Linked DNA regions of Homo sapiens: region 1 is linked to region 2. A link is a loop called in an ENCODE intact Hi-C map of the cell type or tissue named here. Cell type or tissue: OCI-LY7. All regions are shown on one strand. Each heading gives the region's core, and the rest is flanking DNA. Links, peaks and the distances in the headings are about the cores only. Region 1 overlaps C2orf76 (chromosome 2 open reading frame 76). Region 2 has its middle 22 kb from the start of TMEM37.

The links. A loop is a pair of places that touch in the nucleus more often than their neighbours do. Peaks named below come from ENCODE experiments on the same cell type or tissue, not always from the same donor. Only the 100,000 strongest peaks of a DNase experiment are listed, where the experiment ranks them.
Region 1: it touches region 2 in a loop (5-fold over the local background); 4 of 110 quality-filtered maps call a loop at or near these places.

What each region holds. Positions count from the first base shown.
Region 1 is chr2:119,305,246-119,320,669 of GRCh38, reverse strand. It overlaps C2orf76 (chromosome 2 open reading frame 76), which reads left to right. Exons shown (of 6, transcript NM_001322331.2): 4 at 3,167-3,204; 5 at 8,967-9,048. Among named protein-coding and RNA genes, the nearest start is that of C2orf76, 54 kb to the left of the region's middle. RefSeq lists enhancers at 7,299-7,398, 12,836-13,337 and a silencer at 8,653-8,712. In OCI-LY7, for the core only: CTCF peaks have their summits at 8,927, 9,127 and 9,589 (motif pointing right); DNase peaks (open chromatin) are centred at 8,659, 9,069, 9,629 and 9,969; H3K4me3 peaks cover 2,500 bases; H3K27ac peaks cover 2,500 bases.
Region 2 is chr2:119,402,048-119,417,471 of GRCh38, reverse strand. No RefSeq gene overlaps it. Among named protein-coding and RNA genes, the nearest start is that of TMEM37, 22 kb to the left of the region's middle. In OCI-LY7, for the core only: CTCF peaks have their summits at 9,383 and 9,588 (motif pointing left); a DNase peak (open chromatin) is centred at 9,561.

The DNA.
Region 1 (15,424 bases), core at 7,798-10,297, 96 kb after region 2:
TATGATGCACCTAATAAATATTTCTCTTAATTGGTGCAGACATTTTAAAGTATAAATTTTTTATTACCTTAGATTTTTTTTTGGAGTGGCTTTTCATTCTGTTCTCATTTGATAGAACAACTTATGACCTAAAATCCTTTGAAATCACAATCTTCGCCGTGTGTATGCATTTTAATATCCAGAAACTAATTGTGAGGTTATAAGGGGTAGTGAAGCAGAAGTTGAAGGCACTGAGTGGAAAGTACTTTGATTTATTGGGCTTAAAGAATTTACATACTCAATATTGAATAAGATAAAGGAATAAAAAGGATGATTAAGGTAAATATGAAACTTCTCAATTGTGGCTTTCAAGGCTTTCAAAGTATAATGTCTTGAAATATAGCCTTAAACTTGAATCAACTTACAGATGCCATTTTAAATTAGAATAGTTACATATGGTTTCCTTTTTTCATGGTGTGTGTGTATGTGTGTATCTATATGTCTATGTGCAAAGCTGTGTTCCATGTAAGTTCTTTTGAAAGAAATTTTAGATAATGAAAGCGTTAGAATATCCAAGTTGCTAAGCATTATTGTGGTAGATAATGTACCTTTTAGACTATTCTATCTTATTAACTTCCTTCTGCCCTAGTATTTCTATACTATTCAGATGAATTGGCAGAAAAAATGAATACATTTATTTGTGAAGAAATTATAGAACCACTCGAGTTTTGATAGACTTCAAGTGGCTTTGTCTGAACTTGGCTGTTTAACAATCTTCTGCTTTCTGTTGAACAAGAAAGGCTGCAGTGTTATTTTCACCTGTCATTGTCATCCGGGACTGCCACCTCACGGTCTGCGGGACAGGGCACTTTGTTAGGTATTCGGGAGTGGAAAGAGTGTGGAGTCAGATTTCAGTTTTGCCAGTCACTGTCTCCCTACCCTTTGGCAAAGGGCTGATTCTCTCTGCCACCAAGAGCCTGAGATATCTCAGAGCCCTCCTCCCATTTAATTGGCATCCACATCTATTATTGATTTACCACGCATGCTACTTATCTTAAATCCCTATCGCCTAGACATGACCCATGAGGGCACACAAGAATGTAGTTGTTGTACAGTGTGGGCTGCTCATCCCTCTCTGTTTCATAAAGCTGTGTGTGATGCTCCACAAATACAAGATGATATTTTTATGAGGTTGCTTTCCTCAAGGAATTTGTATTAAGAAAACAATGCCCACAGGTATTGTTTGTGATAATTATGAGGATTATTTGAAAGAAGCAAGAACAAGGGAAGCAGCTTATTCAACACAGAAAGGGACAGTAATACATCTCTCTGCTGGTTTGTCATTTCTCCTTTCTTACCCACTCCTCAGGTCACACCCCTTTCTGTTGGAGAGAAAAATCTGGCAAAAACTTCTCTTCAAAACATTTCTTTTTCTGCTAAAATATGTAGCCGTTTAATTGTGTGTTTGCCAAACCTATTAGAGCAGCAGGATTTCTAGTTTAAAGGCTCATTAGCAAAATATATAGAACAGGATTAATATTTAGTAAGGTCAGACTATAGTTTTGCAGGTTGATTGCAACAGACTTTGAGCTCCTGTTATTTTAAAAATACTATTGGCTTCTCTCACTTGTCTCAAATAATAAACATATCTATAGTAAGAAAAAGGACATGATAGGTAATTTGGAATACTAGATAAGCTGAAAGTCAACTTTGTTTATTTTCTTACACACATTTTAAGCTTATTTTTAGCAATTATGGTTTATTTACATCCCTAATATGCATATTTTACTTAGGTTAGATTTATTTTTATTTCTTAGGAATACAGAGTTACTGAGGATTATGTTGACCTTGTATAAAAAATTACAAGGCCAGATGCAGTGGATCATGCCTGTAATCCCAGCACTTTGGAAGCTGAGGAGGGCAGATCACCTGAGGTCAGGAGTTCGAGACCTAGCCAACATGGTGAAACCCTGTCTTTACTAAAAATGCAAAAATTAGCTAGGTGTGGTGGTGGGAGCCTGTAATCCCAGCTGCTCGGGAGGCTGAGGCAGGCGAATTGCTTGAACTTGGGAGGTGGAGCTTGTAGTGAGCTGAGATCATGCTGCTGTACTGCAGCCAAGGCGACAGAGCAAGACTCCGTCTCAAAAAAAAAAAAAAATTGCAATAGATAACTGAAAGTTGACTATTTAAAATAATGGGCAAATTCAGAGTGCTAGTTCTTATCTAGATAGCCACCTTATTGTGTATTATGAGAACATAGTTAAATAAGGTCTGTTTTAAAAATAGATCCTTTCATTTCCTGTCACTGTTGGAATTCCTTGTTACAACGTGATTGATAGGAATGAGTTTTAGTTTAAGTTTGGGAGTTTATTCAATAATACACTGTAATCATAATGCATTCATTAAATGTTTAAATAAAAACGAGTGAAGAATCGGAAACTTTCTGAATTTCAACCTGTTGAATGGCTGTGTAGATTATGTAATTAAGGGCTGATTGTTGCTGAGTTCGAATTTTACCCAAGTGTGGAGAAATTACTTACTGGAAGTGCACAGTGTAGCCTGACTTCAAGATAAACAAATTAAGGAGTGAAGTTGGGTTTGAATAGAGCAGATGAAATGGTGTGAGCCTGTGCAGTATTTGCAAACCAAGAGACAGATAGTGATATTCCTGGGGCATTAGCAGCCTTGCTCAGATTCCCGGTGGTCCTAGATACAGTGTTTGAATACTGAGAGTGGCAACACCTGTATCATCATTTGCTCTCTTGTCATTATATCTCATCTGAATAGATTTTTTTGAACTGCATTTGCTAATGTCTATTTTAAGACTTTTTTTTTTACATTATTTGCTAATCCTGTTCTGTATTGACTCCAAAAAAACAAGGTACAGTAATCTGATTTGCTTGTCTTCCATTCTAAGAAAAAATGTGCTGAGTTGACAAAAAGTTCTGACACACACACTGCTGTGTGTCAAAGACCAAGGCTTTAAAAGATAAAGATCTTTTACTTCAGTTTTAATGATCTACAGAAGTAATTTTTCTTTTGCTGTATAGTATATTTCTAAATGAGTCTGGTTATAAAACAAGGACTTACATTTCTCAATTTCGTAGCCACCCTCCACCCATTTTAATAATTTGAAAAGAAGTTTAGAATAAACTGTGTAAAAAGATAACTTGCTTTTTTCTTTCAGATGCACTAAAGATTATTCATCAAGCACATAAATCAAAGGTATGTTCCACAGGTACAGTATCTGGCACATAGCAAGTAATCAATGTTGGTTGAATTTGTGAATAAGTGAATGAATACATGTACATCTAAAATATTTCCCATTATAATAGCGCTTTTTATTTTGTAGGTACCCTTTTTACTGCCTTAGCTTTTTCATTGAAGAAAAATAAGCTATTTCCCTGTTAGTAGTAGGTCCTTTTTAAAAAAGTGTTAATTAAAAAAAGTATACCATATTTTGTTTATCAAGCACATATTTAACATAAAATAAGCATAAAACTTGGAAAAGTAAATTCAATTTACAGATAAAAGAAACTGCTTATTATCTGGCAATCCAGTGTCTTTGATTTTCTTAATTCTGTACCAGAACAAAAGGGCCAGATGCAGACACAAATAATTCACTTGTTCTAATTTGATTCTTGCTGTGTATAAGAGAAGGCACAGAACTGTGGCTCTGGGAACACACCTTTTAGCTCCACCAAGGCCATGGCCTGCAATCCTGAAGTTGTCTTACCTTTCCCAAAGAGAGCTGTTTATTTATGGGTTTGTTGTGTGTTTATATTTCTGTTTTTTTACTTTTTTAGAGTAACGTTTTTATGAAGCCACAGTCAAAGATTTGTTTATCATACAGACAGAGCAGAGTGATCTTTTTTTCTTTAATCTCTGGCCTTCCATAGAGTCCTCATTAAAGCAGTAATCTTCCTGTATTATATAAACTACTCAAGAATAAGATATTATTTGTCATATCCCAATACCTAGCACAGTGCCTGGCTCATAGGAGTTTTTCCATAACAATTTTTGAATGAAGTATTTATTAATTCATTTTATTTCATTGTCTTCTGTAGTCGTAGATGCACTCCATACACTCAATCACCTTTCAGATAAATGCGTATCACAGATCACAAGAAAATGGCATGAGGCTATGTCTGTTGACCATTGATTAGTAACTGTGTTTTAAAATTTATGTTATTTAAAAAATATTTTTGTGGCTTAAAACAACACACATTTATTCTCCTACAATTCTGGAGGTCAGAAGTCCAAAATCAGTTTCACTGAGCAAAAGTCAAGGGTTTAGTAGGCTTGGTTCCTTCTAGTAACTTTATTTTTTATACCAAGGATTGTATATGCCAGTTTTACAATATCCATTGTGAAATGCCTCAAAATGTCATGCTCACACGTGTCTGGGGCTGTGGTATGGAATCTGCCCTTTTGATTGGTACTAGAATGTGTGGCCACCATATTTGGACTTCGTCCAATTTCTCTCCTCTGGGACAGGAATGTTTTCAACCTCATTCCTAAAATGTAGAGAATAGGTAATGTTCTATATTTTTGTGTATTATATACATCTAAAATACAAATACAAATATAAAATAAAGTTAAAATAAAACAATACGCTCTTCAAAAAGGTTGTAAAGCAAAGCAAGTCCCCATTCTCCATTCATTGCTGCATGTTCTACATCATTTGGCTTTTCATATGCTCATGTTGCCAAAAAGGAGTAAGTAGTAAATTATTCCTTTATCTTAGTGGAGACATAGTTCATCATGTTCAAATTATCAGTATTATAACATTTAAAAAATCTGGAAATTATCCTGTCATCGGAAGACAAAACAATCTTAGAATTGTTACTTATATTTAAGACATATGTTTCACACTGGCAGGTTCTAGTTATAAAATTAGGGCTTGTTTTTCCAGTTGAACAATGTATTTGTTTAAGGGAGGACTCCCAAAACAATTAAGTCACTCAGAGTGCTTCTGGAATCTGGCTTTATGAACTTTGATCCAAATCATAACAATGCTAGTTAAGATGCCCTGGGGATGGTTCTGCAAGTTTCTGCTTCAACTTTTCTAAGGGAAGAGTTCAATATATTTTCACAGATACGGTTTTAAAACTTCAGAGAAACTTCATCCACATGTCCTCATTTGTGCCTTATCCAGTTCACAGTCATTTTTCTCATTTCCAAGTTATTGTTGTCCTTTCATTTTCTATTCCCCATCTGCGGGGCCTGTGGCATTGCTGGCTTGGCCTGTTAGTGTTCCAACTCAGCTGTAATTTTAATCTCCTTCGTCAGCTGAAAGGAGAGACTTCTAAATAATTCCTTTGTCTTAATGAACTCATTCATAAAAGGCATTTTCCCCATTTCCCTAATTTTCTGGGCTTAGAGACTTTCCTAATTGCAGTTACTACATATCCTCAGAAATTTCTTCCCATTCCCACAATAAAAAGACTGACTGGATACCTTCCCACCCGAGCCTCCTCTGTGTGTGTGTGTGTGTATGTGTGTGTGTATTATGGATGGTAATCAGTGGTGTGTTTATAAAGTCGGAATAATTTCTATTAAGATTGAAATAAAAACTTTAATTTCCATTTTATGTGTGGAAGTCATATCCTGGAACAAACTTTATAAGAAATGTGCAAGGTCTTTAAAAAGAAAACTTAAAATGCTGCTGTCCTTCCTCACCCCTCACCACACACACACTTGAAAATACGCATCTAAACTCTGCGATTAATTTTTCAGACCCATTAAAGTGAACTCCTCTCAAGATCTGTGCGTTTCATTGTGTGAAACTGTACTTCAACTTAACAACAAAACAAAACCTGCTATGAGAGTTCCAAAATAAGACTTAAATAGAAATGCTTAGGATATTTTGGATAGGAAGATACAACAGCGTAAAATCAGTTCTCTCTTAATTTACATATTTAATGCTGCCCCAATAAAATACAATACTTGTGTTTATATGTAAACTAAATAAGCTGATTTTAAAATCAGTATGTAAAAAATAAGAATAATCAGGAGAATTTTGAAAAAGAGAAATGAGAGTAATTAGCTCTAACATATAAGACATGTTATAAAACGATAGTAATTAGAACAGTATGGCACTGTCACATGAACTGGTAGTTTAAGGGCACAGAATTAAAAGTTCCAAAATAGACCCCAATATTTCCAAATATGGAAATTGAATGTATAGTAAATATGGCATTTCAAGTTTGTAAAGAAAAGATGGAGGACTCAATAAATAGTATTTGAATAACTGCATAAACATCTAAAAAACAGCTAAGTTGAATCCATGTATTTTTCTTTATGCCAAAATAAATACCCCTTGGATTAAAAAATTAAACCCATAGATGAGGATAGAGATGAAACAGATGGAACATGACTTGATAATTTGTTCAAGTTGGGTCCTGGGTACAGGGCAGGGGGTTTATTACACTATTCTGTATCTATTGTATATTTGAAATTCTCCACGATGAAAAATTCAAAAAATGAAATTCTTAAAAATATTTGAAGAGAACAGGGAATTTAAAAAATCTTGGCGTGAAGAAGGGCTTTCTAAATATGACAGAAAACTGAGAAACGATATGAGATTGATACATTTTACTTCATTCACTAACTTATTTATTCCACGAAAATTCATTTAACACCTTCTATGTAAAAAAAAAAAAAAAAAAAAAAACCACTGAGAAAAGCAAGGAACAAATGAAAAGTGGGGGAAATTTTTCTAACTTACAGAAAAGGCCGAATTTCCTTAGCATGTGAAGATGCTCTAGACTCTACAATTCTATTGGAAAAATTAGCCTACAATTCCATTAAAAAATAGAAAATATTCAGAACTTTAAGCATAATAAAATACAAATTAAGACTATACTTAATCCACACCTGTCAGATTGGCAAGGATCAGAAGGCTTTGCTAATATACTGTGTTGGGAGGGTGTGGGAAACAGGTCCTCTCAGTGGTCCCAGTCCTCTCTGGAGAACTAGATAGCTGGTGGATGGGGATTGGAAGGAGACTGACTTTTCACTTTCTATTCATATATGCTTGGAGAACTTTGTATAATGAGTAGATATTACTTATTCTTTGTTTTTTGTTTTTTTGAGACACAATCTCACTCTGTTGCTCAGGCTGGAGTGCAGTGGCATGAACACAGCTCACTGCAACCTCTACCTCCCAGGATCAAGATATCCTCCTGCTTCAGCCTCCTGAGTATCTAGTAGTATAGATGTGTGCCACCACACCCAGCTAATTAAATAAAACTTTTTTTTTTTGTAGAGATCGGGTCTTGCTATCTTGCTCAGGCTGGTCTCAAACTCCTGGGCTCAAACAGTCCTCTTGCCTTGGCCTCCCAAAGTGCTGGGATTACAGACTGTATTACCTATTCTAAAATGATTTTTTGAGTAAAGTATTTTTTCTTTTAATCTGTATGCTCTGGAGTTTTAAGCCCCTGTGCTCTGCAGTGAATGAGGTCCATAAACCCTGCGTGGCTTGGGCTTCTGATTTGGCTGCTGAGAGGCCTTTCTGTTGACTCTCTGTCTCAGCTGTATTCTACAAATAGAATATGTTGCTAAACAGGTGTGTTCTGGTTGACAAGTAGTGCTGTGTGCCACTAGTGGTTATCTCTTTGTGCTATTTAGGGGCAGATAGCAACTTTTTTTTTTTTTTTTTTGAATGGAGTCTTGCTCTGTCGCCCAGGCTGGAGCGCAGTAGTGCAATATCAGCTCACTGTAAGCTCTGCCTCCCAGGTTCATGCCATTCTCCTGCCTCAGCCTCCTGAGTAGCTGGGACTACAGGCACCTGCCACCGCTCCCGGCTAATTTTTTTGTATTTTTAATAGAGACGGGGTTTTACCATGTTAGCCAGGATGGTCTCGATCTCCTGACCTTGTGATCTGCCTGCCTCGGCCTGCCAAAGTGCTGGGATTACAGGCATGAGCCACCGCACCCAGTCAATAGCAAGTTTAAATTTTCACTTGTATTTATGAGTCTCACTGGATTTGTAAATATCACTGGAGAGCACTCTCATTTACCCCCACCCCAAATCACATAGAGAAATATTCCAATTAATGTGACATGGAACCAGATGTTTTTTAGCTTGGGCAAGGTTTTTAGATATGTGGACTTCTGGCCGTTTGAAGTATACTTGTGGCCAGGTGTGGTGGCTCATGCCTGTAATACCAGTATTTTGGGAGGCCAAGGTCAGAGGATCACTTGACCTCAGGAGTTTGAGACGAGCCTGGGCAAGATAGTGAGACCCCGTCTCTACTAAAAATAAAAAAAATTAGCCAGGCTTGGCGGCACATGTATGCAGTCCCAGCTACTCAGGAGGCTGGAGATGGGAGGATTGCTTGAGCCTTGGAGACTGAGGTTGTAGTGAGCCATAATCACGCCACTGCACTCCAGCCTAGGTGACAGAGTGAGACCCTGTCTCGAAAAACAAAACGAAAAAAGGAAGTATACTTGCTTCTCTCAGAAGTCGGACTGGCCAGAGCTGGAAGCTCAGCTCTGTCGCTGACCAGGTGAGGATGGCAGAAGATGATGATGATGATGCAGCAAAAGAACAGTGACAGCTAAGAGAGAGTGCTCACCCTGCGGCCGGCACTGCTGAGGGTTTATATGCCCCATCCTGTCACCCTTACCACAGGTGATGAGGAAGGGGCCTCTCCTCCCCTTTTCTACCAATGAGGAAATCGAGTCCTAGAGAGGTTGTGTAGCTTGTTGAGAACACACAGCTGGGTGCTGGTGGAGTCTGGATTTGCATCCTGATCTGACTTCACGCCCATGCCACAGAACTGTCCCCACTGCTTTATGTGGTGCGTGAGCTCGGCAGGACCTCACTGTGCCTCTGTTCACTGCCCTCATTACGGCCAGGGCAGTGGAATCTACTTAGATTATTGCTGTGCTCAGAGTTACAACTCTGTGTCTTTGAGAAGTCTCACCAAACAAACCCATGTAAGTACTGATAAAATGCAGATTTTCTTTTTTTTTTTTAGACAAATGAACTTGTGTTGAGTTTGGAAGATGACGAAAGACTCCTGCTGAAAGAAGACAGCACTCTGAAAGCAGCTGGAATCGGTGAGGAAGGGGGCCTTGTGTTGCTGGAGGGGGACCTCTGCCGGCCTATCCTGAGGCCTGGCTGATGGTATTTGGATAACTCACTGGAAAGTAAATGCTGTCCTTGGTCCCCCTGACACTGCCCGGTAACTGTTCAGAGGAGGAGGATGAGAATGATGTGCATTCCGATCTCTTGGCTGAGGACAGTAGGTGTCTGCTCTCCAAATATGCAGAATGCAAATGGCTGTTTTCAGAAGGTATGCTCAGAATTCTCCTGAGGGTCATTTTAAGTGACGGGTTGTAAGTACCACGTCTACTTACTCTTATCATTGTCACTTGAGCCGATGGTTGGAGAGAAATGGACATAGTAAGAACTAATGAGGAATAATGAAACGCATTGTTGGTATCACATGCAGTGTGGTTTTTGATAGTCTTCCGAATCACTCAGGGCCCACCAAGGCATGGAATTTAAAATAGGAACCTGGTGTGTGCAGCTGAAAAGTACCTGATTGGGCCTTCCAGCCTAGAATGTGCATGTGGTTTTATTCTAAATAAATGTTATGTGACATGTTTTGTGACCATTAGATGTCACTGTTATTCTACGTATATGTACACCTAAAGCTGATCTGGCAGGAGAGGGAGTGGAGATTGTCAGGGAGGTCTGAGTGGTTAAAGGCAGTGTGCCCCTCACACACCTCTGCGGTTGGTGACGGATGCAGTGTCACAAGCCATGCTTCTTCTTAATTATTTATTAATTTATTTATTTTTTGAGACAGAGTCTCACTCTGTCGCCCAGGCTGTAGTGCAGTGGTGCAGTCTCGGCTCACTGCAACCTCCATCTCCCGGGTTCAAGCGATTCTCCTGCCTCAGCTTCCTGAGTAGGTGGGACCACAGGTGTGCACCAGCACGCTTGGCTAATTTTTGTATTTTTTTAGTAGAGACAGGGTTTCACTATATTGGCCAGACTGGTCTCGAATTTCTAACCTCAGGCGATCTGCCTGCCTCGGCCTCACATTGTTCATAATTATTTATATGCACTTGTTAAGGAACACGGTTAGTGAGGTGCACATTGGGAGCCTGAATTTTTTTTTTGACAAGTATTATTTTGAGTTACTTTAATCACTTGTATCAGGAATTTACTTCTGATTGATTCACGTGATGAGCATGAATTCCTGACATAGATCTTCTGAGTTAAATAGGATCTTAAATACCATGTTGTGAAATCTTAGACTTGATTTCTGTGTTGATGTCTACAATATTTGCTAGAATATTCTTGTCTTTCCATGTTATGAATATGTAAGGTTGTTATTTTGAAGAATGATTTTAAATTTGGCATTTGTTTCTTTAAATGCTATTATATTATTGTAGCAGGTGGCACCTTTGTGATTGGGGCATGTAGCACCCATAAGGTAGCCCTGCTTGTTGTTAAAGCATAAAGCATAATGAATATTACAGACTGATATTAATGGGGGTGTTGACAGACAGCTCCATGGAAAACACTGGAGAATCCAAAAATGAAAAAAAGGGTAATATTTCACAGGATGATAAAGTTGACATTTCAAATAAGTGAGGAAAGAATGATTTAGCCAGAAAATTATGTCAAGCCCATTGCCAAAGCATTCAGGAAAATAAAATTCAAACTCGTATCTCATCTCTGTTTTTATTACAAAATAAATTGTAGATGGGTTAAATGTTATAATGTAAAAAAATTTTTTAAAAAGAAAGTGTAGTTCAATAATTTCATAATCTTGGGAAGGAGAAGAGTTTTCCAAGCATGAGCTCAAAGACAGAAGCCATAAAGGGGGAGAAGTGATAAATTTGACTACCTATAAACTAAAAACTGTAAACACAGTTAAAGGAGAAACAATAAACTTTGAAAAATATCTGCAGCATATACAACAGATAAAAAGTTATTAGCCTGGGGTCGGGCATGGTGGCTCATGCCTATAATCCCAGCACTTTGGGAGGCTAAGGCGGGGAGGATCACTTGAGGTCAGGAATTCGAGACCAGCTTGGCCAATATGGTGAAATCCCATCTTCACTAAAAATACAAAAATTAGCCAGGTGTGGTGGCACACGCCTGTAATCCCAGCTACTTGGGAGGCTAAGGCACGAGAACGGCTTGAACCTGGAAGGTAGAGGGTGCAGTGAGCTGAGATCATACCACTGCACTCCAGCACAGCACTCCAGCCTGGGCAACAGAGTGAGACTCTATCTCAAAAAAAAAAAAAAAAAAAAAAAAAAGAAAAAGAGAAAAAAAGAAAAGTTACTAGCCTGACTTTATAAAGAGCCCTTGTAATTACTATGAAAAAGAAAAATTCTATTGATAGAAGAAATAACTCACACATAAAAAATAGCTCCACCTTATTAGGAGAGAATGAGTACTTATTAGAAATGAGTACATAGATACTGTTTTATGTAGTAGAGTCTAGTGTTAAGACTCTAGTCTGGGGCCAGGTGCAGTGGCTCATGCTTGTAATCCTAGCAGTTTGGGATGCCAGGCTAGTGGATCGCCTGAGGCCAGGAGCTCTAGATTAGCCTGCACAACAATTAGCATGCTCATCTCTATGAAAATAACAGAGTCCAGAGCCAGAGTGCTTGGGTCCAAAACCTGATTCTGTCTTTTACTGTCTGGGTGACCTTGGACAGCAGCAATTGTTATAAGATTAGCAGACATGAAAAAGTGGCATTGTCCAAGGGAGTTCAAGGTGTAGGAAAATGGATACTCTTATACCACCGTCGGGAATGAATATGACCTTGAATTTTCTGTGGGTCGGTTTGACCAATAAGACTTTCTCAAGTTTGAATTTCAATGGTACTTGTTTCTAAGCCAACAGGGACAAGCTGTGAGGTTGTGCTAAGTCTTCAGAAGGGTGGTGGGGTTAGCCCTGACCTTCCCTGTATGTGAAGCACTGATGTAGAGCTTGATTTATTGAATAGAAATAGAACATACTGTGTGATACCATTATTGTTTGGGTTTTTTTGTTTTTGTTTTTGTTTTGAGACCAGAGTCTTGCTCTGTCGCCCAGGCTGGAGTGCAGTGGCACAATCTCAGCTCACTGCAGCCTCCACCTCCTGGGTTTAAGCAAGTCTCCTGCCTCAGCCTCCTGAGTAGCTGGGATTATGGGTGTGCACCACCATGCCCAGCTAATTTTTGTATTTTTTAGTAGAGACCGGGTTTTGCCATATTGGCCAGGCTGGTCTCGAACTCCTGACCTCGGTTTTCCACCTGCCTTGGCCTCCCAAAGTGCTGGGATTACAGGCATGAGCCACTGTGCCCGACCCCATTATTGTTTTAAAATGTTTAAAGTATACATGTAAGATTATTGTTTATGCGTATATGGAGAAAAGATCATACGCCAAAATTATAGAAATGGTTTCTTGAGGTGCTGGCATTGCCAGTAATTGATATTCTTCTTTCTTTTCTGTATTATCTAATTGCTTTTATGGTGATTTAAAAATTTTTCTACAGTTTACATGTATTCCTTGTAATTAAAGGACGAATTTTTTTTAAAAGTATAAACCCATGAAGTTGGGGAAAATCGGTTAGAATGAAGGCTGTGTGCTTTGCTTGCTTTCTGTAAGCCTCTTATCCTCTCTGAAACTCTATTTTGTTTTCTGTAAAAACAGAATAATGAAACCTATTCTAGAAGGTTGTCATAAAGGTTGTGTAAAACAATGAAGGCATCCGGAGTGATGTGTGTAAAAGGCCCTCAGGAACAACTGCTTTGTTTGGAAACTGTCCTGGAGAAGGCAGTTGGCAAGTTTTGACTTTACTAAAATATTGAGTTGTTGGTCTTGTTGTGATTAATTTCAAACTGACTTATGTAATGAACCATCTGTAAAGGTGAGAAGCAAATCCCTCTTTTTGTCCTCTTACTTTAAGGCTATTGGTCCTGGATCAGAGTCAGATTATTTTCCCAGATTCTCCACTCATTTCAGGGTGTTGTGAGGACTCCAAACTGCCCTCCGAACTCCTAACTCCGAACTCCGGCAAGCCAGCAACCCTGGGCTCGGGGTGATTTGGGTCCCTGCAGGGAGCGATTTTCTCTTTGTTATCTAGAGTGGTGTTGCTATGCTCTTGGGGACAAGCTGAGGTTATACCTGGGGAAGGAGATGAGGGTACCTGGAGAGCAACAAAAAATTCTAGTGAGAATTGAGTTGTGAAAATGATACTTGAAATGTGATTTTTTTTTTTTTTTTTAAGACAGAGTCTCTCTCTGTCGCCCAGGCTAGAGTGCAGTGGCACGATCTCGGCTCACTGCAACCTCCGCCTCCCAGGTTCAAGTGATTCTCCTGCCTCAGCCTCTGAGTAGCTGGGATTACAGGCATGTGCCACCACGCCCAGCTAATTTTTGTATTTTTAGTAGAGACGGGGTTTCACCACGTTGGCCAGGCTGGTCTTGAACTCCTGACTTCAAGTGATCTGCCCACCTCAGCCTCCCAAAGTGCTGGGATTATAGGCGTGAGTCATTGTGCCTGGCCTGAAATATGTGATTTTTCTAGGGAATTTTCCCTCCCTCAGTGCCGTGTCTGGTTAGATTTTTAAGAGGTTTAAGAGAAAAATTCGAAGTCATCTCTGTCTCCCTTTTCACTGCTTGATCTTGCTGTAGAGCTGTCACTGCTATCACAGCCAGTTGCCATGGGAATAATGCCAGGGTAACAAATTTATCGTTAGGACTTTTCTGCAGTAGTCATGAAAGGAAAAGAAAGGCTGCAAGTGGGGAAATTAGGGGAAAAAAAGGTGTTTGAAGATTTCTTTTCTCAGGGAGAAATTCTCTAGTTCATCCTTTGGCTTTTTATCTGCACTGCAGATCCCCGTGGAACATTCTACACCTGACGTCAGTGGAGTTTTTGCTTGTGGACCCAGTACGAAAATACGTACTTCAAAAAGATTTGATCAGTAGAAGCAAGAAGAGACTTTTACCTAGAAATGTTACTTATAATTTTTTGTCAGCAATTGTAGTTTTATGGGCTAATTCCCCTAAGTAATAAATTTACATGTAAGCTTTTTTTTTTAAGTGTTATTTTCTCTCTTTCATTTTGCTACATTCTACTACTGTTGTCTTTCGAATCTGGTCTGGTTTAAGAGAGAAATTGTGGCTGGGTAACTCTTCCAAAGCCAGTTGTGTTTCATTGGAAACATTTTAAAACAAGATACAGCGGCCAAACTCTAAGTGTTTATCTGAGGGAAGCATTCTCGGCAAGCCAGGTCCTGTAATAATTCCAGAACTCCCTCGTGGTTCGTTTTCATTTTGCGTGTCACTTCTGTCATCTGCCCCCAACTGGAACCCTGTCGTTCACGCCTCGCCCCTTTGGGTGATCTTGTCTGTACAGCTAATATTGTGGGATTCTGTGGCTCCCCCTTCTCTTTCGGGATGATGTTTGATTTGTGTTTCCTTAAGGTGTGAGTCCCATTCCCTTTCTTTTTCTGGGTAGCAATATTTTAGGTCATGCGTGTTTTCTTCCTTCGACAGTATGTTATGGTGGCCGTTCTTCACTCTTACATAGAAACAGTGATAATCTGGTTACTCGGTAATGTGGGTGTCGGACCCAGGAAACTGGGGGATTCCAGAAGCAGGACTCAGAGTGAACCTCTGTAGAGTGTTTCCCGTTTTACCTTCCCACACCATGGTGGAAATTACAGGCATGTACCCAGTCTATCAAAGACCGAGGTTTTTTTTGTTTTTTTTTTTTTTTGTTGTTGTTTTTTTTTTTGGCTAGTTGTTTTCTTCAAACTGTAGTTTGAAATCTTCTCTGCCAGCAGATCCAAAACAAATATTTGAAGCAAGTCATGAAATAAAAGGCACAGCACTTGGGACGTCTGTTGGTGATGAAAACTTAGAAATATAACTCAGCTGTGAGCACAGCTTTGAATGATTTATAGATTAGGATTTTATGACATTTGGGAGGCTAGGCTATACTCCTAGAGCGGGAGAGAGGGTGAAACTTTGTCCTTTTGGTCTCAGATTGCCACAGAAGCCACACCTCGCCCTTCCTGTATTTTTTTTTGTCAACAGTGTGCAGTTATTGTCACATGTCAGCTTCCAAGATTGTGGATTTTCTGTACCACAAAATCAGTGCGTGTGTCTCAGGCTCCTTTTTCCAGACAACAGGGGCTGTGCCTCATACTACGTTGGTGCTGACTAGCATGAGGCTAGGGACTCAGACATATGGGTAAATCCTTGTTGATAGATGAGTTTATTGAGATAAATTAGTTTAAGAGTTTAAATACATTGCATTTAATTTTTCTTGGGATTTTATACTTAAAATCGATTGTTCTTATATTCTTTCATTTAAAGTCATTATCATTATGTTCCTGTTAAAGTTGTGTGTGTGTGTGTGTCTTGTCTGTCTGTCTGGAAGCATTATAAAATGATTAATTTTATATCCAAAG
Region 2 (15,424 bases), core at 8,303-10,802:
GCACCTCCCTGTGCTTCGTAGTTGGGGTTTGGTGGACGGAGAAAAAAGAGAAAGTAAGAAAATCGTTGGTTCTGAGAGAGCTTCTGAGGCCTTCTAGTATCCTTTAATTCAAAAGTGCTCAGCATATGCCAAAGCACTGTATTTTGGGGGTATTGTGCTCTCAGCCTCAACACTGACAACAGGTAATATCTTTCTTCTACTTTCCTGTACTAATGTTCTGCTTCCTGATACTTTCACCCACTGGACTGGTGGTTCCCATCCTTGGCTGCTCAGTGGACTCCCATGGGGAGCTTTTAAAAATATGGATGCTGCCCAGTGCTTGCTTTGAGAGTCTGAGGTGGGAGGATCACTTGAGGACGGGAGTGCAAGACTAGCTTTGACACATAGCCAGACTCTCTTTCAAGCTATATGTGTATATGTGTGTGTGTGTGTGTGTGTGTGTGTGTGTGTGTGTATTTCAGACATGGTGGCACATGCCTGTAGTTCCAGTTACTTGGAAGGCTGAGTTGGGAGGATTACTTAAGCTCAGGAATTCAAGGTTGCAGTGAGCTATGATCATGTCATTGCACTTCAGCCTGGGCGAAAGAGCAAAACTCTGTCTCTTTTTTAAAAAAAGGTGGGGAGGAGAGGGAGGGTGATGCTTGGACCCTTGGGCCCTGCTCCAGAGGATCAGATTTAATAGTTTGGGCTGGCTGGTTGAAAACCATTGTCCTAGACTCTTCAGCTGTGGCTGTGGCACACACAGTCAACCCAGGTGCCCTTTACCACATTTGCCAACTTTTCTTCCTTCATTGACCTAGAACTCAATTAGTGAGAAACTAATGAACATTTAGTTGTAAATGGATGATTTACTCCCCTCCAAGAAGTGGAGGGAAGTACTTTTAATGTGAAGATATTGGTGAACAATAACAGGTCTCTAATTCTCAGGCTATTTGGCAGTGTAGAAATGTAAAGCGAACCTCTAGGGAATTTACTCTGAGAGTAAAGTGAAACTTTTGAGGCCAGACTCTAAGCTAGGGTTGCCAACTCTAACTGCACATTAGAATCACCTGGGAGCTTTTTTATTTTTATTTTTATGTGTTTTTTTTAAGAGACAGAGTCTCGCTTTGTCATCCAGTGGCATGATTTCGTTGCTCACTGTAGCCTTGAACTTTTGGGCTCAAGGTATCCATCCTCCTGCCTCAGCCTCCCAAGTGGCTGGGATTACAGGTGTGCACCACCACACCTGGCCAACTTTTAAAACTTTTTTTTTGTAGAGATGGAGGAGGAGGTCTCGCGGTATTGCCCAGGCTAGTCTTGAATTCCTGGCCTCAAATGATCCTCCCACCTCAAGCCTCCCAAAGGGCTGTGATTACAGGCGTGACTCACCATGGCTGGCCCACTTGGGAGCTTTAGAAAACACCACCAAACCCCTGTCCCAGACCAAAGAACTCGGAGTTTTGGTATGGTTGGACAAGGGCATATTTTAAAGTTCCCTAGGTGATTTTAATGTGCACTCGAGGTTGCAAACCTCTGCCCTCAAGGCTTTCTGCTTTCCTTAGTTTCTTGCTCTACTCTTTTCATCTGTTCTGGGTTCTCAGGAGATGTTTTGATCTTGGAGTTTCATTTGTTTGTTTATAATTGCCCTAGAGCAACATGAGCTCAGAAGTGGAGGGTTGGGGTTGGCTCTTCCTGTAGGTAAATGTGGTAAGTTAGAGACTGCCTCTGTGTGTGTGTGCTGGAGATCTGTGTAGCTGCATCAGTTTACACACATACCTTAAAAGAGAAGCTATTCTTGCTTGTCCACATGCCACTTACTTGGTAATTTCACATGTGTCCAACACAAGTGAGAACCAAGGAACAAGCCCCCCAGAAGTTCCTCTACCATCAAATAGGGTCCCTGATATCATTACAGGTTGAGCATCCCTGATTTGAAAGTCCAAAACCTGAAATGCTCCAAAACCCAAAACTTTTACATTTTATTCAATTTTATTTTCTTAGAGACAGGGTCTCATTCTGTTGCCCAGGCTGGAGTGCAGTGAGTGGTGCAATTATAGCTCACTGCAGCCTTGATCTCCTGTGCTCAAATATCTTCCCACCTTAGCCTCCTGAGTAGCTGGGACTATAGGCATGCACCACCACACTTTGCTCAAAATCCAAAACTTTTGAGTGCTGACTTGATATCACAAGTGGAAAATTTACACCTCATATGATGGGTCACAGTTAAAATGCAGGTGTACAACACACGGTTTATTTGGAGTCCCCAAGGGAAAAAAGACAGTCCCAGTTCCCTTCAGTTGCAATGTATCTTTTCTGCCCATGCCTAGGTTCCTTCACACAAGCACACCCACAAAGGGTAACAAAATGACATGTGTACAGGTTGGATGTGCCAATGGCAGCTTTCCCACAATGCAGTACGTGGGGACAAGGCCTGACGGTGTGTGCATTATTCATTTTTTTTTTTTTTAATTCTCTTCCTGTAGTGAAGAGATGTTCTTGAAAATGTCAAAAAGGCCTGCAGACACCTTTATGGGTAACAGCAAAACAAAAAGAGGAAACATTTATATGTATAGCACAGGAAGTCAAGCTGTTGAAAAAGCTGGAGAGCAGTGCAAATGCAAAACGTCTTACAGAAGAGTATAGTGTTTGAATGGCCATTATATATGACCTGAAGAAACAGAAGGATAAACTGTTGAGGCTCTACACTGAGAGTGATGAACAGAAGAAGTTAATGAAACATAGAAAAACACTGCATAAAGCTAAAAATGAAGATCCCAATTGTGTATTGAAAGAGTGGATCTATCAGCATTGCCATGAACACACGCCCCTTAATGGTATGCTGATCATGATACAAGCAAAGATGTGTCACAATGAACTAAAAATTAAAGGGAACTGTAAATATTCAACAGATTCTTTGCAGAAATGTAAGAAAAGACATAACATTACATTTTTAAAGATTTCTGGTGATGAAACATCTGCTGATCACAAAGCAGTGGAGGAATTCACTGATGAGTTTGCCAAGGTCATTGCTGATGAAAATCTGATGCCAGGACGAGTCTATAATGCTGATGAAGCATCATTGTTTTAGTATTATTGCCCCCAAAAGACACTGACTACAGCTAATGAGACAGACCTTGCAGGAATTAAGGATGCCACAGAGAGAATAACTGTGCTGGGATGTGCTGATGTGGCAGGCATGCTAAGTGTACACTTGCTGTGATAGGAAAAAGCTTGCATTCTTGCTGTTTTCAAGGAAAGAATTTATCAGCTTATTATTATGCTAACAGAAAGGCATGAATCACTAGGGACATCTTTTCTGATTGTCTTCACAAACATTTTGTACCAGTGGCTTGTTCTCACTGCTGGGAAGCTGAACTAGATGTTGACTGCAAGATTTTGTTATTTCTTGACAACTGTTCTGCTCATCCTCTGGCTGAAATTCTCATAAAAAATAATGTTTATGCCATGTACTTTCCCCAAACATGGCTCTATTAATTCAGCCATGTGACCAGGGTATCCTTAAATCAACAAAGAGTAAATATAAAAACTCTTTCTTGAACAGTATGCTAACAGCAGTGAACAGAAGTGTGGGTGTGAAAGGTTTTCAAAAGAAGTTTAGCAAGAAGGATGCCATATATGCTGTCGCAAATGCTTGGAACACAGTGAAGACAGTTGTGTAGGCCTTGAACAATGTCTGGCCTGCAACTATGTTCAGTGATGACAATGAACAAGGTGGTGATTTTGAAGGATTCCGTATGTCAAGTGGGAAAAAAGCAATGTCTGACCCCCTTACATATGCAAACAAACAAACAAACAAAAAAAACAACCTCCAGAATCTGTCTCTAAGCTGGGAGAAGTGGATATTGAAGAAGTTTTCAAGATCAATAAGGAGACTCTAGTTGTTCATTCATTTACTGATGGTGAAAAAGCCAAAATGGCTCTAAATCTAGTTGATCATAATAATAGAGATATGAAGATGTTATTGTTAATGTAACACTGCAGAAAAAGTGCCTATAGACCATGTGGTGAAAATGTGTGATGGGCTTATTGAAGGGCTGGAGCAGTTTAACAGAGCAAGAAATCATGTCAGTTTATAAAATCCAAGAGAGATTTTAAGACAAAAACAGTTGTGAATAAGGCAGAGGACTCTGGAGGAAACATTCTAAAAGCCATCCAGCAGAATACCTCCTCATCTCTACAAGACCCACTTCCTGGGCCCTCAACTGCTTCTGATGTTTCTTCTCACCTACGAAATAAAGTACAGCACACAGTAACTTTTTATTCAAAACATATTAGCTGGACCCTGGGGGCTCATGCCTTTAATCCCAGAGTTTTGGAGGCTGAGGTGGGAGAATGGCAAACCCAGGAGTTGGAGACCAGCTTGGGCAACATAGCGAAAACCATCTCTACAAAAAATAAAAAAAATTAGTTGGGCATGGTGGCATGTGCCTGTAGTCCCAGGCAGAGGCAGGAGGCATGGAGGCAGGAGGCAGGAGGATCACCTGAGCCTAGGGAGATTGAGGCTGCAGTAAGCCATGATCGTGCCACTGCACACCAGCCTGAGTGACAGAGTGAGACCATGTCTCAGAAACAAACAAAACACAAAAAACAAAAAACAAACCCCACTAAAAATGACAACAAAAGCCTGCCGTTGTTTGTTGCTGTTGTTTTGCAGCTGATCCAGGTGTTCTGGTGATGCTACTATGCTGCTTAATTACCATGAGTACATTATTTTTTCACTCTATTAATGATATGTAAGATTTTTTACTCTTAAATATTTACATGTGAATAATGGTAAGAAAATGATTGCCTATCGGTAGCATATAAATTCAGAGTCAGGAGTGATGGTGATGCCAAACAACCACAGATTGTCCACATGGGTGGCTGCGATTGTGACACCTTTGCTTTCTGAAGGTTCGCTTTGTTCCATGCACAAAATTACTAAAAAATTGTATAAAATTACCTTTAGAATATGTGTATAAGATGTATATAACACATCAGTTTAATGTTTAGACTTGAGCCCCATATCCAAGACATCTCATTATGTATAAGCAAATATTCCAAAATCTTTTTAAAAATCTGAAATCTGAAACACTTCTTGTCCCAAGTATTTTAGATAAAGGATACTTGGCCGGGTGTGGTGGCTCACGCCTGTAATCCCAGCACTCTGGGAGGCTGAGGCGAGTGGATCATGAGGTCAGGAGATCGCAATCATCCTGGCTAACATGGTGAAACCCTGTCTCTACCAAAAAATAGAAAAAACTAGCCGGGCTTGGTGGCGGGCGCCTGTAGTCCCAGCTACTCCGGAGGCTGAGGAGAATGGCGTAAACCCAGGAGGCGGAGCTTGCAGTGAGCCAAGATCGTGCCACTGGGCGACAGAGCGAGACTCCGTCTCAAAAAAAAAAAAAAAAAAAAAAGGATACTCAACCCGCATTGAATTAACATAGCATACTTGGCGTCACCAAATTAACATAGCATACTTGGCTTCGCTGCTGAATTCTACCAAATAGTTAAGCACTAGTGCCAATGCTACTCAAACTATTCTGAAAAACAGAAGAGGAGATGATACTTCCAGACTCATTCTACAAGGCCAGCATTACCCTGATCCCAAAACCAGACAAAGACACATCAGAAAATGAAAACTACAGGCCAATATCTCTGATGAATATTGATGCCAAAATCTTCAACAAAATACTATCAAAGTGAATTCAACAATATGTTAAAAAAATCATTTATCATGACCAAGTGTGATTTATCCCAAGGATGCAACGGTGGTTCAACATACACAAATCAATCAATGCGATACATCATATTTACAGAGTGAGGGACAAAAAAAATGATAATTTTAATGAATGCTAAAGAAGCATTTGGTAAAATTCAATATCTCTTCATGATAAAAACCCTCAACAAACTGGGTGGAGAAGGAGCATACCTCAACACAATAAAAGCTATATATGACAGACCCACAGTTAGTATTATACTGAATGGGGAAAAACTGAAAGCCTTTCCTCTATGATTTGGAACACAACAAGGATGTCCACTGTCACCACTGTTATTCAATGTAGTACTGGAAATTCTAGCTAGACCAATCAGATGAAAGAGACATGAAGGGCATCCAAATTGGAAAGGAAGAAGTCAAATTTATCCTCGTTTGCAGATGATATAATTTTATATTTGGTAAAACCTAAAGACCCAACCAAGAAACTATTAGGACTGATAAACAAATTCAGCAAAGTTGCAGGATACAAAGTCAACATACAAAATCAAAAAATTTGTAAATGTCAACATCGAACAATCTGAAAAGAAATCAAAGCAATCCCATTTACGATAGCTACAAATAAAATAAAATACTTAGGAATTAACCAAGAAGTGAAAGATCTCTGCAATGAAAATTATAAAACACTGACGCAAGAAATTGAGGAGGACACAAAAAATGGATATTCCATGTTCATGGATTGGAAGAATTGATATCATTAAAATATCTATACTACCCAAAGCAATCTACAGATTTAATGCAACCCTATCAAAATACCAATGACATTCTTTACAGAAATAGAAAAAAATCTAAAATTAATATGGAACCACAAGAGACCAAGAATAGCCAAAGCTATCCTAAGCAAAAAGAGCAAAATTGGAGGAATCACATTACCTGACTTTAATTATACTACAGAGCTATAGTAACCAAAATGGCATGGTACTGGCCTAAAAACAGACACACAGACCAGTGAAACAGAATAGAGAGCCCAGAAATAAATTCATACATCTACAGTAAACTCATTTTTGACAAAGTTTCCAAGAACATACATTGGGGAAAAGACTGTTTCTTCAACAAATGGTGCTGGGGGAAAACTGGATATCCATATGCAGAAGAATGAAACTAGACCCCTATCTCTCTCCATATATAAAAATCAAATCAAAATGGATCGAAGGCTTAAATCTAAGGTCCCAAACTATGAAACTACTAAAAACAACATTGGCGAAACTCTCCAGGACATTGGAGTGGGAAAAGACTTTTCTTTTTGCCTCAGGCATAGCAACCAAAGCAAAAATGGACAAATGGGAGCACATCAAGTTAAAAAGCTTCTGTACAGCAAAGGAAACAACAAAGTGAAGAGACAACCCATGGAATGGAGAAAATATTTGCAAACTACCTATCTGAAAAGGGATTAATAACCAGAACATATAATGAGCTCCAAAAACTCTATAGAAAAAAAATCTAATAATAGATTTAAAATGGGCAAAAGATCTGAATAGACATTTCTCGAAAGAAGACATACACATGGCAAACAGGTATATGCAAAGGTGCTCTGCATCAATGATCATCAGAGAAATGCAAATCGAAACTACAGTGAAATATCATCTCACCCCAGTTAAGATGGCTTTTATCCAAAAGACAGGCAATAATAAATCCTGGCAAGGATGTGGAGAAAAAGGAGCTCTCATTCACTGCTGGTGGGAATGTAAATTAGTACGATCACTATGGAGGACAGTTCGGAGGTTTCTCAAAAAACTAAAAATAGAGCTATCCTATGATCCAGCAATCCCACCGCTAGGTGTACACCCAAAAGAAAGGAAATCGGTATATTGAAGAAGTATCTGCACTGTCATGTTTATTGCAGCACTGTTCACAATAGTCAAGATTTGGAAGCAACCCGAGTGTCCGTTAACAGATGAAGAAATAAAAAAACGTGGTACATACACACAAAGGAGTACTATTCAGCTATAAAGAAAGAATGAAATCCTATCATTTGCAACAACACGGATTGAGCTGGAGGTCATTATGGTAAGTGAAATAAGCTGGGCAAAGAAAGACAAACATCACATGTTCTCACTTATCTGTGGGAGGTAAACATTAAAACAATTGAACTCTTGGAGATGAAGAGTAGAAGGTGGTTACCAGAGGCTGAGAAGGGTAGCTGGGGAGGGTGAGGATAGAGGTGAAAGAGGGATGATTAAGGGGTACAAAAAAATAGTTAGAAAGAATGAATAAGACCTAGTATTTGCTAGTGCAACAGGATGATGACAGTAAAAAAAAATTAATTGTACATTTAAAAATAAGTAAAAGAGTATAATTGGATTGTTTGAAACACAAAAGATAAATGCTTGAGGTGATGGATACCCTATATACCCTGATGTGATTATTACACTTTGCATGCTGTATCGAAACATCCAATGTAACCCATAGATATACACAACAACTATGTACCCACAAAAATTAAAATAAAACAAAAACACATAATATACTGATTGATGTTCTGTGACCTCAAGTTAATTGGAAAAGTTGGGTCATGTGTCCTTAAGAAGGCAGGGAGCCCACAGGCATTTAACATGCTTTCTATCCATTGTGATGGGCTGTTCCTGCCTGAAGGGGTCAGCTGCAAATATTTGGGACAGATTTATGTGCAACCAGTTACGTAGGTTATTCCAATGTGTGTCTGTGTTAGGGATTACAATATTATTATAATATTTGTTGAGCACTTGTGTACTAGATACTGTGCTAGGCACGCTAGAATGTATTGTTTCATTTATTCCTCACATCAACTTTTTTTTTTTTTTTTTTTTGAGACGGAGTCTCCAGGCTGTCGCCAGGCTGGAGTGCAGTGGCGCGATCTCGGCTCACTGCAACCTCTGCCTCCCGTGTTCAAGCGATTCTCCTGCCTCAGCCTCCCGAGTAGCTGGGACTACAGGCGCCCGCCACCACGCCCAGCTAATTTTTGTATTTTTAGTAGAGACGGGGTTTCACCATGTTGGCCAGGATGGTCTCGATCTCTTGACCTCCTGATCCGCCCGCCTTGGCCTCCCAAAGTGTTGGGATTACAGGCGTGAGCCACCGCACCCGGCCCGCATCAAACTTTTTAGGCAGGAACTACTATATCTCCATTTTAGGGAGAGGCAACAGAAGCACAAGGAAGTCAGGCAGCTGACCCAAGCTCGTTTGCATCTGGGGTTTCAAATCCAGGGCTTTCTGCACCATCAGCACTCTCAGCACAACACTTGCACTCTGGACTCACCACTTGCAACCTGGGTGCTCCCTGAAGGCCTGGGTTTGATTGAAGAGTCTCAGAAATCTCCCAACGGCATTTCCTGGAGACATTTCAGAATGCCCAGCTGCCTAGATGGTGAGAAGAGCACCAGGAAATGCCTCCCTCTGGGGAAAATCTAAGTGGGGACTGGAGCAGACTGTGTGGATTCAGGGCTCTCACGCCCCTGGCAGGCTCGCTGAGCTGGGCGGTGCTGTTAATTCAATGCAGATTGAGTGTCCTTTATCCAAAATGCTTGGGACCAGAAGTGTTTCAGATTTTGGATTTTTTTTTTTTTTTCAGATTTCGGAATATCTGTATATACAGAATGAGATCTCTTGAAGACGGGGCCCAAGTCTAAACATGAAATTCATTTTTTTCATATACATCTTTTACATGTAGTCTGAAGGTAATTTTATACACTGTTTTAAATGGTTTTGTACATAAGACAAAGTTAGTGTACACTGAACTACTGGGGTCACCACCAACACAAATGTCTCAGCCGAGAATAAACTTGGCTTCCCAAGTCCTGTCTGTGGGTAGAGGGCCCACAAATCCCAACACATTCCAACATCTCCCTCTGCTGGCCTCTGCCTGACATTACAGACAAATAATTGATTTATTCCCCACCCAAGTCTGGCACCCCACTGCCACAAACATATACACATCTTGCAGACATAAGAGATTTTAGTGCCTCTGTGTCTCTTTCCCTCTTCTTTTGGTAGCACTGCCCTGTTCTCTGGGGGGAGACTGGCCCTCTCCCCTTGCCCACGTTACCCGTTCCCAATGGAGCCACAGTCTCAGAATCCTGTCATTCCTGGCTGTGGCAAGGGGCACATGGCCTGGGGGTGGTGACAGTAATGGATGGGTCTGAGGGGTGAGTGCCTAGTCAACCTAAATGGGACAGTTCTGGGGCATTATATATACACTTGGAAGTCCCTTCTTCCTCTAGGGTCTCCGTCGGTGGGGCAGTCAGCAGCCACTGCCCTCCTCTCTGCCTAAGAAAGTCCCTCCCCAGCAGGACAGAACAAGGCCACTGCACAGAGACACCCTAGGGAGGGAAGGCTGGAGGCACACTCAGATCCACACCCTGGATCTACATTCCTAGATCCAGGCCCAGTGGGCCAACCAGTTTGCTGTGGGACTTGAAACTGAAGTGGAGAAAAAAAGCCACACACGTTGAAGCTGGGGGCTCCCTAGAGATTTGACCACCATTGCAACTGAGCATGTGGACTTGGCTGTGCACACTGGTCACTGTACCTGGGAATATACTGAGTCAGTCTGCACAGTATTCATTAGCATTCATTTTATTTGTTTTTCAGCCATTTCTTGTGTACATCTTTTTGTTTATTTCCACCCCCAACCCCCATCCCAACTGCCAAGCTCTCTCACTGTCTCCTGAGCAGGGACAGGTGCTTTCATTTTGTCCAGTGGTGCAGGTCCTGGTCCTGCGATTTTAAATTAGAAAGACATCAGGCCAAGCCTCAGTTTACCCAGTGATGGGGGAGCCCTATGGCAGGAGCACACCTGGTCCCTCCCCATCTCCCACACAGCCTCTGGCTGCAGTGACACTGGAACCCAGGGAGGCAGGATGTTCCCAAATGTCCCTTAGTGGAGTAACAAATGGCAATGGCTTGGCAATCATATTGCCTAGAGCTGGGAGTCCCAAATGCAGCAACAACAATTAAAAGTGTAAATGTTAATGCTAATGTCGCTTCTGCATTCTAAGGATGATGGTAAAATTCCCATTTCTCATACAGGGAATAGGAGGAATTCCTCTCGCCATAGTAGTCAGCCTGGCGTCTGGTCCTGCTCTGCCCTGGAGGTCCAGCATCCAGGGCCTGCCATGTTCCTGGATCCCCTTCCCAGGCCAAGGTTCAGCTCTCCATCCCTGCTGCTGCTTGTGTGGTGGTGATCCAGCTCCCTTAGTCAAGGGTCATTTGTTGACCCCTCCCACTTCCAGCTCATATTCTGCACTTTGAGGGACTGGAAGTGCTGTGGTTTGAATGTTCATGTCTACTTCAAAATTCATGTTGAGCCTTAATCCCCAGAGCAACAATATTAAGAAATGGGCCTTTAGGAGGTGATTAGGCCGCTTGGGCTCTGTCCTCATGGGTGAGATTATTGTCCTTAAAAAAGGGCCAAAGGGAGAGACTTTGCTCCCCTTCATTCCTTTTGCCACAAGAGAACACCTGGACGATGCCATCTATGAGGAATAGGCCCTCACTGGACACCGAACCTGCTGGTGCCTTGATCTTGGACTTCCCAGCCTCAAGAACTATGAGAAAATAAATTTGTTTTTTATAAATTACCTGGTCTCAGGCATTTTGTTATAGAAGCACAATTGGACTAAGACAGAAGACTGCAGTTCAAAAATGACTGGCTTGGAGCCAGAGAGGTGCATGGCTCAAGCTTCAAGACTTCTTTCTTAAATGGGTCTCTTCTAAATCAATATTAGCTTTCAAACCTAATATGAGATAAATAATTTTACACCTTCTGTTTTGAGGAGACTCCACCATATTGTATAAGCCCACAGAATTTTCATCCATCTGGCCAGTAGAGGAGCCCTAGGAAGGGCCTAGCCTGACTTAAGGAACTGTGAGGTCTAACATCCAGTCTTGCTTTGTTCTTTGGTGTTTCCAGCTGGGGGATGCTCAGGTGGGTGCAGTCAGGTGATTGGTCTTCTCCATGGAGTCTATCCATGTGGGGGGAGCTTGGGCTTCCTCTCAGCATGGCAGCCTCTGCAAAGTCAGCCCTGGGAGGTGAAGGTGTCAAGAGTGAGCATTCCAGCGAGCAATGCAGAAATGCATGATAGTTTTTCTAACATCCATTTTAAGCTTGCCCTTTCCTACATTATACATTTCTTCAGATCATAAGTTTTGTTGCCCACTCAACACCAGTGCCAGTTTGGAGAAGAGAGAGACCACCCAGACCCACACATGGGGCCAAGCAGAAGGCACCACAGAGACCCAAATCAGTATAAAGTGGGGTTCTAAGGATCAGAAAAAGTGAAATCTCTCCCACGAGCCCCAGCAGAAGGCATGGCCCCTCTCGCTCAAGGAGAGTTGGGATGGGAGTGTTATGATTGGCATACACCAGGTGTGAGTCTGGACCTGGGCACCTGCTAGCAGGTGTGGAGGGAAGAATGGCTCCTGGCTTGGCTGCTCTTGGTGTCAGCCACAGGCCCCTACTGGCAGGGCTTCCTGTCTTCTAGGCACTCCTTAGGACATGAGGTACAGGAGCTCCTACCCTGAGAACATGCAATGGATGGCACCTGGCTCTTCTTTAGGGCCACCAAATTCTGCCAGATTCTGTCCAACCAGGGCCAGCTTCGTGAGTGCATGACCCACACACAGTTCCCTGTTTCAGAAGGACCCGTGCTTGCTTTAAGCTCTGCTGTCACCATTGTCACACCCGGTGACAGTGACACTCCCATCCCAACTCTTCTTGAGTGAGACGGGCCATGCCTTCTGCTGGGGTTTGTGGGAGAGATTTCACCTTTTCTGATCCTTAGAACCCCTCTTTATACTGATTTGGGTCTCTGTGGTGCCTTCTGCTTGGCCCAATGTGTGGGTCTGGATGGCCTCTCCCTTCTCCAAACTGCCACTGGTGTTGAGTGGGCAACAAAACTTATGATCTGAAGAAATGTATAATGTATAATGTAGGAAAGGGCATTTTGACATTCTGAATAGTTTTGGGGCCAGGGGCCCTGCATTTTCATTGCAGGTCCTGCCTGGGAGCATAGGAGATACAGGTTCAAGAGCAGATGGGACCAGAGGCCAGGTGTGTGGATCCAGAGAGGACAGAGTCCTGGGCCTTCTTACCCTGTTAGTCTACAGATGAGGAAAAGGAGGTCTCCGGGGAGAAGAGACCTAAGGGGTCCACATAGCTGGTTAGAGGTGAGACCAAGGCTCTGTGTTTCTACACCAAACTCCTTGAGCTAAAGCAGCTCCTAGGAATACCATGGAGGCATGATAGGTCCAGTGGCCACCCTCTGCAGAGGCAGCACAGAGCTATGGGGGGTGTCATCAGATGGACAGGAACCTGATTCCCAGCTGTGGGACCTTGGACAAGACCCTCAGCCTTCCTGTGTCCTCACTGGGAAACCAGGGATAACACTCATGGCCGTTGTGAGGACTCCCTGGGGTGGAAAGAACCAGCTGTGCCCTGTAAGTAAGTGTTTAATAAGTGTTAGTCCCCCTTGCTTGGTCCCTGCCCCTGGGGACAAGTCACGGCATCCACAGCTAGGGCCGCTGGACCCAGAGCACTGGGGGGACTTTTGGGCTCTCTGTCTGGGTGGGGGCTCCCTCCATGGGCTCGCCTGTCCCTGTGCTGCGAAGTCCACTTGCCTGTGCATGCTCCCCACCTCACATCCAACGATTGGCACAACAGTTGCAGAGCCCTGGAGGCTCCTATCTGAAGTGGCCTTACCCCTTCGTGGCTGGAGGTTGGGGACTTCTCAGGAACGGGGTTGGAGGAGCGGTGCCATGGAGGAACAGGGGAAGCTTCCACTTACTGCCACGTCCCATTCCATGGCTCATCTGCATTCTCAGCACTGGACGCAGTGAGTGGCACATGGCAGTGCTCAGCAAATGTTTGATGAGTCAGTGAATGAATGAAAGAAGAATGGAAACGCCAGGTACAGTGGCTCATATCTGCAATCTCAGCACTTTGGGAGGCCGAGGCAGATGGAACGCCTGACGTTAGGAGTTCAAAACCAGCCTGGCCAACGTGGCAAAACCCTGTCTCTACTAAAAATACAAAAAGTAGCCAGGCGTGGTGGCACGTGCCTGTAATTCCAGCTATTTAGGAGGCTGAGGCAGGAGAATCACTTGAACCTGGGACGGAGCTGAGATTGTGCTGCTGCAGTCCAGCCTGGGTGACAGAGCGAGACTCTGTCTCATCTATCTCAAAAAAAGAAAAAAATAAACCAGAATAGGAACAATGCCTGGAAGGAGAGAGAACTTACCAAAAATGTAAGCAGACAGGGAGGGTCTCCAGGGACTACAGGAATGTAATCCACTCAAGCAATCAGGGTATTTTACAGCCTCCTGCCCTGCAGCCTGGTTTTCCCAAACCCTTTGTGGCATGTGGTCACCTAGTTGTCTGGAACTGACTCCTGACAGACCCCAGCAACTTATAGATGAGGCTCAGTGAACTTTCCTGATGACCATGCTAAAGTATCCACCCTGGGTGGAGCTGTAGCTTTATAACCGTAACATGCAACCCACATGCTGGCGTGATGACTTGCTGTGCCTGCGCCGCTAGGACCCCCCTCTCCATGCAGCAATGCACCCTCTGCTGTCTGCATCACCGCCATAAAACCCTTCTGTCACTTCCGTCAGGGAGACACTGCTTTGGAGAATAAAACTCCTATTGATCAAAACCTGTGTTCTTGTGGGGAGTCATTTGTTACTTGCCAGGCAAATGAACCCCGGTGTTTTCGGGTAACACCTTCAGGCTCTGTTTCTTTTAGGGTCTGATTTTTAAATGCTGAGCAGAAATTTCCTTGAGACCTGTGTAAAGAGTGCAGTGTAGCTGAAGGATCATAAACCAGAAATCTTTGGCCCTGCACCCTGGGTGCTTTCTGAACTTCCGGGATGTTGCAACAGCCTCTGGTGCTTAGAAAAGCACCACCTTATCACTCTTGCCCTCTTTGCCCTTGCAACTGGGTTGTTTCGGTTCCAAGCTCACATGGCTTCTTTCCACTGGGTGGTTGCTGCAGGATGGGGCCAAAAGCAGGCAGTAGAGTATAGAAGAGTGGCTCTCAAACTTCAATGTGAATCAATTACCAGGAGGGCTGCTGAAACCCAGATGGCTGGGCCCTACCCCCAGAGCCTCTGATGCTGCAGGTCAGGGGTGGGGCTCAAGAATTTTTCTTCCATTAAGTTCTCAGGTGATGCTGAGGCTACTGGTCCAGGGACCACACTTTGAGAACCACTGGTATAGATCATCGCACCAAGAACATGGAGACAGGCGCTCCGCTGTAAAGTCCCGGTGACTTGGGTAACCCACCTATCCTCTTTTTGCTGTTTTCTCATCTCTGAAATGATGATAATAACAATCCCTAACTCAGAGTCATTGCAAGAATTAGATGCAATAATATGTGTTAAGCATATGCCACAGTCTCTGGCATATAGTAAGTGCTTGTGATACAGTATTGTGACTCATGATAAGATATATGTTTTTGTTTTGTTTTGAGACAAAGTCTTGCTCTGTTGCCTAGGCTGGAGTGCAGTGGTGTGATTGTGATTCACTGCAGCCTTGATATTTTGGGCTCAAGTAATCCTCCCGCCTCAGCCTCCCGAGTAGCTGGAACTACAGACATGGGCCAGCTACTATTTTAAAATTTTTATTTTTAGTAGAGATGAGGTCTGGATATGTTGCCCAGGCTGGTCTCAAACTCCTGAACTCAAATGATTTTT